Regions from separate parts of the Mus musculus genome. Here regions 2 and 3 are each linked to region 1. Evidence: chromatin loops called from intact Hi-C (ENCODE). Cell type or tissue: heart. All regions are shown on one strand.

Region 1 (2,500 bases):
CAGTTGGTAAACTCCTAGATCCATCGCCACTGGTCTACACCATTGGGATTTCATGCAATTGCAGCCAAATTAAAAAAACAGCCCCGTGGAAAAAAAAGAGAGAGGGCGGGAGGGAGCAAGCTCCAGCAGCCTGGTTCAAACTAGATAAAACCGCCTAGCTGTCTGCAGCTCAGGGCGTGAGAACGGTGGTGCTGGCTCGAGTGACCCGGCGCGTCTGCAGCAGCTCGGTCCTACTCGGCTGCCGGCTCCACTCCTCTAGAGGAGGCCGCCCGGCCCCAGCGCCACATATAGGCGGGGAGGCGCCGCGCCGATTGGCCGCGCCATAGGCCCGCCCCGCGCTCCCGGGCTGCAGTCCCTCCCGGTGCCCGCGGCGCCGGCGGAGCGGGGAGGGGAGGAGAGGGAGGGGGTTGGGCGCCACCTCCTCCAAGGCTCGCTCGCGTCAGGGTTCCCGAAAGCTCCCGGTGCCCGCACGCTTACGTCTAAGGGAGTAAGACCCCGTCTCCAAAGCAGTCCCTGCGGCGGCGCTCAACCCTGCCCGCAAGCTTGCTCTTTGCAACCAGACCCAGCCGAGCTACTGGGCATGCCCAGTCCCACCACTAAGACTCAGGAACGCCGGCGTCTCGATTTCAATTATTGGGTTCTTACAAGAAGCACTAACGGGAGGCTACAGAGGCTGTGTTCTGTGCAAGGATAATAATCCTGCTGCAGGAATTCCTTTTTCATGCTAATGAAATTCATAGGAATATTACATTTGCCTTTTTGGTGGGAGATAGCTCCACATAAAGCTTATCAGTTATGTACAAAAAAACCAATATTGTATTTTTCTTTGGTAGGCAAATAAACGAGTCAAAGGAATCTACAAGATGAAATGCAGGGAACCTTCCCCAAACGGCCCCGGAGTTGTAAGCCTTAAAATCTCATTACCCTAACTGCATCAGTAATTATGTCTTCTTCCATTTATTGCTAGAAAAAAAAATCAATCTACAGGTCCAATCCCAAACAGATCTATTTTCTGCTAGTCCCTAGGGCCAAGGGTTCTTGAAGTGAGATCGCAATTCCGCCAAGACGCAATGCTCCGTCTTCTTAAATCGGAGAGATTGATACGTCAAGGACGTTTTCCAAAAAGCATGCAATTCCTTAATATGTAGCCTTTGCTCATTTGCAGTGTGGCCTGAACCAGTAAAAATGTGGAGAGAATCTAATGGTGGTTAAAAATAGTTCACCAGTCAAGAGATGCTGAAGGCGCTCTTCACCTAACAGTCACAGCGAGCAGATTAATGCCATCAAATCATGGTCCTTAGATAAGAGTTAACCCGGAGCAAAATCAACTCTAATAATTTAAATATCTGTGAAGATGCATCAATGAGGATTAACATACTATAAAACTAAGGGCAGACGTCTGATTACAGGTTATATACAGTCGGCAGTATGGTCGAGGAAAATTTAACCTCTGCAATACTACCCTCTAGTGGCAAAAGACTACAATAACAAAATAAGTACCAACAGTTTGGGACCTCTCCATAGGCAAGTGGTACTCAAATAATTCCAAAATAAAATCTGACTATGATACATAAATACACACTCTTACACTCACGTGAAGAGTGAACCCCTCCTCTATCAAGATGAGGCTTCCCCCTCAAGGAATAAACTTTCCTAAACTGCGGTCAGAGTCTCTTAGACAATCTCTGAAGTTTACCCAAGGCTGGAGGGGGCATATGGTTTCAGAAACTGCATTAATTCAGTTAAACGCCAAATATATTGAATACAGCACAAGAAGAGGAGAGTAATTCTCTTCTGTGTTGAAAAATGGGCGTCGTTACAAAACAATATTCTTTTTATTGTGTTTCGTGTTAGGCTTTGCTTCTGAACAAAAGTGTTAGTGTATTTGTAGTTTATGATGTGTGCTGTTTGAAGGCACCGCTCTCAGTAATGGGAAACAAAGGCGGACTGGGCAATCCTAGTGACTCGTGAAATAGGATGGAGCTCCTATGTCCACGAGTGCTAAGTGGGATTATTAGTTTCTATAATCTTAGAGTTAACATTCTAACTATCAATCTGTATCTTTTTAAATATTTTAGCTGAACACCAATTCCAGAGCAAAGACTATCACAGAAAGGTACACTGTAAATGTAAAAGAGCTAAACACAGAAATAAAGGCCGCTCAGGACATATGGAGAAATGGGGTTAAGAGTCCCAGCTGCAATGTAGAAGGATTACATGATTTTATTCTTCATGTTGTTCTTGAACATAAATAAAAGAGCTAAGTCGGTTCTGTTTCCTACCATTTTTAACTGCATGACTACCCACAGTATTAGCAACAGAAGCAAATATGAACAACCACCAATCTGTCTAATCCACTCCCCTACTGGAGAACTGGCTGGAAACAATGGAGGCTTTTCATCTCTTACACAAATGTGCTGAATTCCCTTAAAAACTTTTTATATGAACGGAAGAATAAATAATCTAAACCAAAGGCAATGGAAACAGAGGAAATCTTCGC
Region 2 (2,500 bases), 270 kb before region 1:
CATGGGAAGGAAGGCTTAGGAGAACGGAACTGAAGCACAGAGAGGTCACATACAGTCTTAGTTGGTGAAAGGTTTAATGTTGGAAAGGTAGGTAACAATTTACCAAAGGGTAGGTGACTACAGGAAGAAAAGCTCCAGATAGAATTAGAAAGAGGAGATCTAACAAGTCAGGGGGGGTGTTAGTGGGATTGTACGTGTGTCGAGGCTGCAGAAAGCCTTGACAAAAGCCATCTGTCAAAGGTTTTTGAGGATCTCAAAGTCAGAGGCCATGCAATGTTTCGTGTCTGTTCAGCCAATACACGTGGAAAGCAGAGGCGAGAACAGAGCGGGCACTCAGTAGATGGGAAGTTAAGCTGACATGGAAATGGGCTCCACAGTTAATAGCTCCTTCTTCCTTCGCTCCATTAGTCCACCGGATGAGGTTTAATTTCACACCATGAAGCATGTCTGTGACTGCAACCTTTCTAACCAGGTGGCAAAGTGTGTCTTAGAAACTGTAACTATCTAGTGATACCTATGTGGAGAAGTTTGTATCAGGAACCCGCATCATCAAAGGGGTCAGGATGCTCTGAGAATAGAGTAGTGGAAGCTAGCCAAGTTGTGATTCAGATCAGTAGTCCACAGTGAGACATGTCCACAGAATACGGTCAGAGCCAGAGAGGAGGCAACATAAAAGAGATGCCCGGAGATGCGGCTGATGGGCGTTGAGAGTGATGGAAGCAGAGAACACATGGGATGGAGAAATCTGGACTGACCCTAGGGATTCAAATCCAAGGAAGCGGGTGGTATCAGAGGACACGCACTGGCCTTTAGCTCTTAATACTCACTGCACAATCGCCAACAGAACTGACCGATACCTAAGAGTCACCTTGAGTCACCAAGTCACATTAATGCTTTAGGATGTCACAGTCTGATACCCAAGGCACTCCCTCTACTATGGAAAATAAATCAAGTGTTCCTCAGTCCCTATCCTCCCTCAAACACCTTCTCCTTTCCGTCCCTCTCCCCCATTGTACAGCCAGAGTGATACTAGCTCTCCTGTCTTAAGTCATTATGATCCATAGCCAAGTGACTCCATAACCACAAGAGGGCAATGAACACGCTCAGAGAGGCACAGGGTGGTAATTATTTTCCCATTAGCACCAACTACACTAATAGCATCATAGAACAATTAGCATTCTTAAACTCACGCTTAGATATAACCTCTGCGTGTCTTACAGGAGTAGATTGATGCACGGCCCTGCAGGAATAAGCAACAACTGTGCAGGGAGCCTGACGCATCCTGGCTGTGTTTATGAGCTATCAGCCATGCATTTGTGTGAGAAGGCTAGGGGAGAACTCAATTTTGATTACCGCTGAGCTAGCCAGTCACCACTGAATTCAGCTGTTCCTTCTTTAGGCCCCAGGAAGCGAGCACATGAGTGGGAGAAAAGCTGCAACCCAGCATCGTCCTTTGCCTCTCTCTCTCTTTCTTTTGCCCATCGCTAAGCAACCATTCTTTGTGCTCAAACCTACACATCTTTGTGCATTGTAACCCTTGGTTGCTTGAATCAACAGCTCTGTTTGATAGTGTGCCGGGGTCTGTCTATTCTATTTATTCCTGCCTTGGGTCAGCCACAATGAAGAACAAGTCATTTTGACCTCTATTATGATTCAAGGGCCTCTCTTCCGTGTTCCCATAGCATCATATTGCAGCATAGAACATGAATTCCACTTGAATCACCCATTCTCTTGCTCCTTTTGCCCCTAGACTGTTTCTGGAGAGTAGGTGCTATGCCTTGTCTGTGTGTAACCATATCCTGTGTATCCAGCCTAGGCTATAAGTTCAGCGATCTCTAAATTCGGGATGAATGAATAAGAGAATGTTTTCCTGCAATTCAAGACTTGGTTGTTAAAAGTGTGATTATCTGGTTTAAAGAATAGGCCAGCCAGGTTGAATGGAGCTGGCCAGGAAGAATTAGACAACAGGGAAGAGGTTTGCTTGGGATGAGCCAGGTGTGTAGTGACAGCTACAGATCCGAAACTATTTTCTTCCTGGAGCTGGAGATGGCATGTGGCAGATATGCTCAGGGACAGAGCAGCAGAAACACATTGAACAAAAGGACTCGTTATTGCTCAGGCAAAGAAGAAGAGCTCTCTCCAAGTAATTGTGTCTAACTTAGGCTCTGTCGGAGGCAGAACCTGAGACAAGGACTCTTACTCAAAGGATTTATGGGCAGCTGTGTTCCTAGGAACAAGAGCACTGTAGGGAGGTCAGATGGGAGCACAGTTAGAGATAGCTACAGCTCACCACCATGGACTGTGGTAGTGGTCTCAAATGAAGGGAGGGAAGCTGGTCCTTTGTCTCCCCATGTGTAGCTATGAGCTCTCTCCTGAGGCAGAAGCCATACCTTCCTAGAGAACATAGTACAAATTGCAGTGATGGAGAATCTCTGTGAAAGGCAGGGAGCAAGCTGTTTGCACTCAGCTCCAAGAGTCAAGGGGCAGGTGCATGACTGGC
Region 3 (2,500 bases), 190 kb before region 1:
CAGCTTCCCGTGAGAAATCAGAGACTTAAAGATGATCAAGTTCACAGCGATGCTTAATTAAAACTGTTTCTCTTGAATGGACTGGAAGATCCTCTGAGGCCAACAGGAGAGGAGAAGGGAGTAATAGAACTGGGTAGTCTAAAATGTGCAGTGAAAGCTGAGATTTGCAGGCACAGTCACGCAGAAGGCTTGGATTGGCGTGTTTAGACACTGGGAGCCAAATTCTCCCCTTGACTGCACTCTGTGCCTCTTGTCCTTGAGCTAGCGTGGGGGACACACAGTTTCCACCTTTCCAGGATGCAGAAACACACGAGGTCCCCAAGAGATGGAGGCTCCGCCCTTATCGAGCAAGAGGAAGGCAGTGTTACCACAGGAAGCAATTAGTATGAGGCCCCGAATGGGAAGAGTTCCTGGAATCAGAGAGGTGAAGGAGGAAGAAGGAGAGAGGGAGCCAGTGTACTGTCCAGGGAGGCCTGGGAATCCCAAAAGGTCTCAAGTCCGTACTTCTTTTCAATTATTGTCAAAAACAAAAAAAAAAGACCCCAAACAAACATGTACAGGCTTTAAAATGGGACCATGTAAGAACCATGTAAGAATCAGACTTTACTAAAATTCATTGAGAAATTCAAAGATCAGAACACAACAAACCTGAAATTCTAGTGCCTTCCCCTCACACACTTCATCTTTTGCTCAAGGAAGAGATGAGTCTTCAAGACCTGCTTACAAAAGTACCCTACACGTGGAAGACACTCAACAAAGGCCTACTCTAACTCTGAACAACGACTTTGGTTACCATTATTGTACCTAGGCTGTGTTCAAGGAGCTTGTGTGAACACACAAAGTATACGTAGGATGGTAAATAAATCCCAAGCCAGATTCTGCTTCTCTCCAAAGCTTCACATAAGTAGGCAGAGCAAAACACTAAAGGCCACCGGTGTGGCTAAGAGTAGACCCAAACAGACAGTTACCATTCCTCCTTCTCTCGGTGGTATAGAGATGCTAATAATTGTGCTTGGTGATGGAGGGGGACATTAGGAGGAAAAAAAAAGCAAAATCCATATCAGGAAACACACACATGCACACACATGCATGCGCATACGCACATACACACATACACAAGCACACAGATGCTATTTGTATTCAAATTTGTCCAGGTGTGTGTGTGTGTGTGTGTGTGTGTGTGTGTGCACATACATGCATGCACATGCACACACATACATGTGCATACCTACATGGAAGCATGCATGTGTGCGTGTGCTTGTGTTTTTAACGTGTGTTTGGGGGGCTGCTATTTGGTGGTCATGCACCTGTCGTGAGTTGATGAGAAGACACTGACAACAGAGAAAAAAATGCCCTTTGTGTGCAAGGAGGCTGTGTTTTCAGCCACACAACCTACCAACAGGATGATTTCCCAGATAATGCCTCTGTCTAGCCGACATCCCCCCTGAGATGTTGCAATTAGCTTTGTTTTGATTGCATGCCCTGAGAGCAGCCTTCTGGTTCTTATTTCGTCACTGCAGGTATCTCAATCCCCAGAAGAGGTGCCCTGGATTACTGGAAATAAGTTGCTTGGTTACCAGAATGTAAGGTAGAGCCTAACATTGTGGAGGAATGGATCCGGTTTATACCAGATACATCAGCTCTCTGTAAGCTTAGCATAATTCAGTCCCTCGAAGTCTAGCAGGGACTAGAAAAATAGAGGTTCTTTTATCAGAAAGCTGGGAGCCAGACTCCAAATCACCATTTCCTACACACACAAACACACACACACACACACACACACACACCCATCCATCCCTCGACTTCCTCACTTAAAACGCCGTGGGAATGAGTACCTGCCTTTGTGCAAGGCTGTTGTGAAGATTACTGTTGTTTATGGGCCAGCATGTACATGAAATGATTCAACCTATGGAAAGTGCTTGGCGCTCGAATGACACGCTAGGTAGTGGTTACTTACGAGGGATGGCCTGTCCCGCCAGCAGCAGTCAGGGACATCTCTCTTTCCTTAGCTGTATTGCACAGCCTTCAGTGTAGTTCCTTCTGGACACTCAACTCTGAAAATGGCTTTATATAAGAGCTGTAACTGGGCGACTTCATGAGCAAAGGACCCCTGAACTTATGCAGGTTATGTGGGCCTTACGACTCCATTGCTGACCCCCTTGAAATTCCTTTTTCAACAAGTTCCTCATTTTTATTTTGCATGGAGCTCTGCTATGACTTGGATAAGTATCCCTCTAATGACCTTTGTGTGAAATGCTTGTCTTCCCCCCCCCCCACCCCCCAGCCCCGCCCCGCCCCGCCCCGCCCCGGGACTGGAGCACTGTCGTTTTCTTCAGGAAGTGAGGCCTGATGGGAAGTCTTAGGCAGTAGCGGGCGTGGACTCCTAGGGGTCTGCAGGAGGTTGCTGGTCTTTTCTTTTCTCTTATTCCACATTTCACGGTGAGTCCTCTGCCGTAATGTGGTGCCTCAAACGTCCTACTGGTCGTAAACTGAAAACTTG

The links. Hi-C counts contacts between places; a loop is a spot of excess contacts. Peaks named below come from ENCODE experiments on the same cell type or tissue, not always from the same donor. Only the 100,000 strongest peaks of a DNase experiment are listed, where the experiment ranks them.
Region 2: it touches region 1 in a loop (4-fold over the local background); 15 of 42 quality-filtered maps call a loop at or near these places.
Region 3: a loop joins it to region 1, with 5 times the contacts of the local background. A loop is called at or near these places in 5 of 42 quality-filtered maps.

What each region holds. Positions count from the first base shown.
Region 1 is chr14:76,502,271-76,504,770 of GRCm38, reverse strand. The region is part of intron 1 of Tsc22d1 (TSC22 domain family, member 1); the gene reads right to left. Among named protein-coding and RNA genes, the nearest start is that of 4930444M15Rik, 17 kb to the left of the region's middle. In heart, CTCF peaks have their summits at 366 and 1,463 (motif pointing left); a DNase peak (open chromatin) is centred at 220; H3K4me3 peaks cover 1,464 bases; H3K27ac peaks cover 1,400 bases.
Region 2 is chr14:76,771,906-76,774,405 of GRCm38, reverse strand. No RefSeq gene overlaps it. Among named protein-coding and RNA genes, the nearest start is that of Gm30246, 7.6 kb to the left of the region's middle. In heart, a CTCF peak has its summit at 1,087 (motif pointing right); no DNase peak of the experiment used is centred here; H3K27ac peaks cover 677 bases.
Region 3 is chr14:76,696,000-76,698,499 of GRCm38, reverse strand. No RefSeq gene overlaps it. Among named protein-coding and RNA genes, the nearest start is that of 1700105F02Rik, 20 kb to the right of the region's middle. In heart, no CTCF peak of the experiment used is centred here; no DNase peak of the experiment used is centred here; H3K27ac peaks cover 1,558 bases.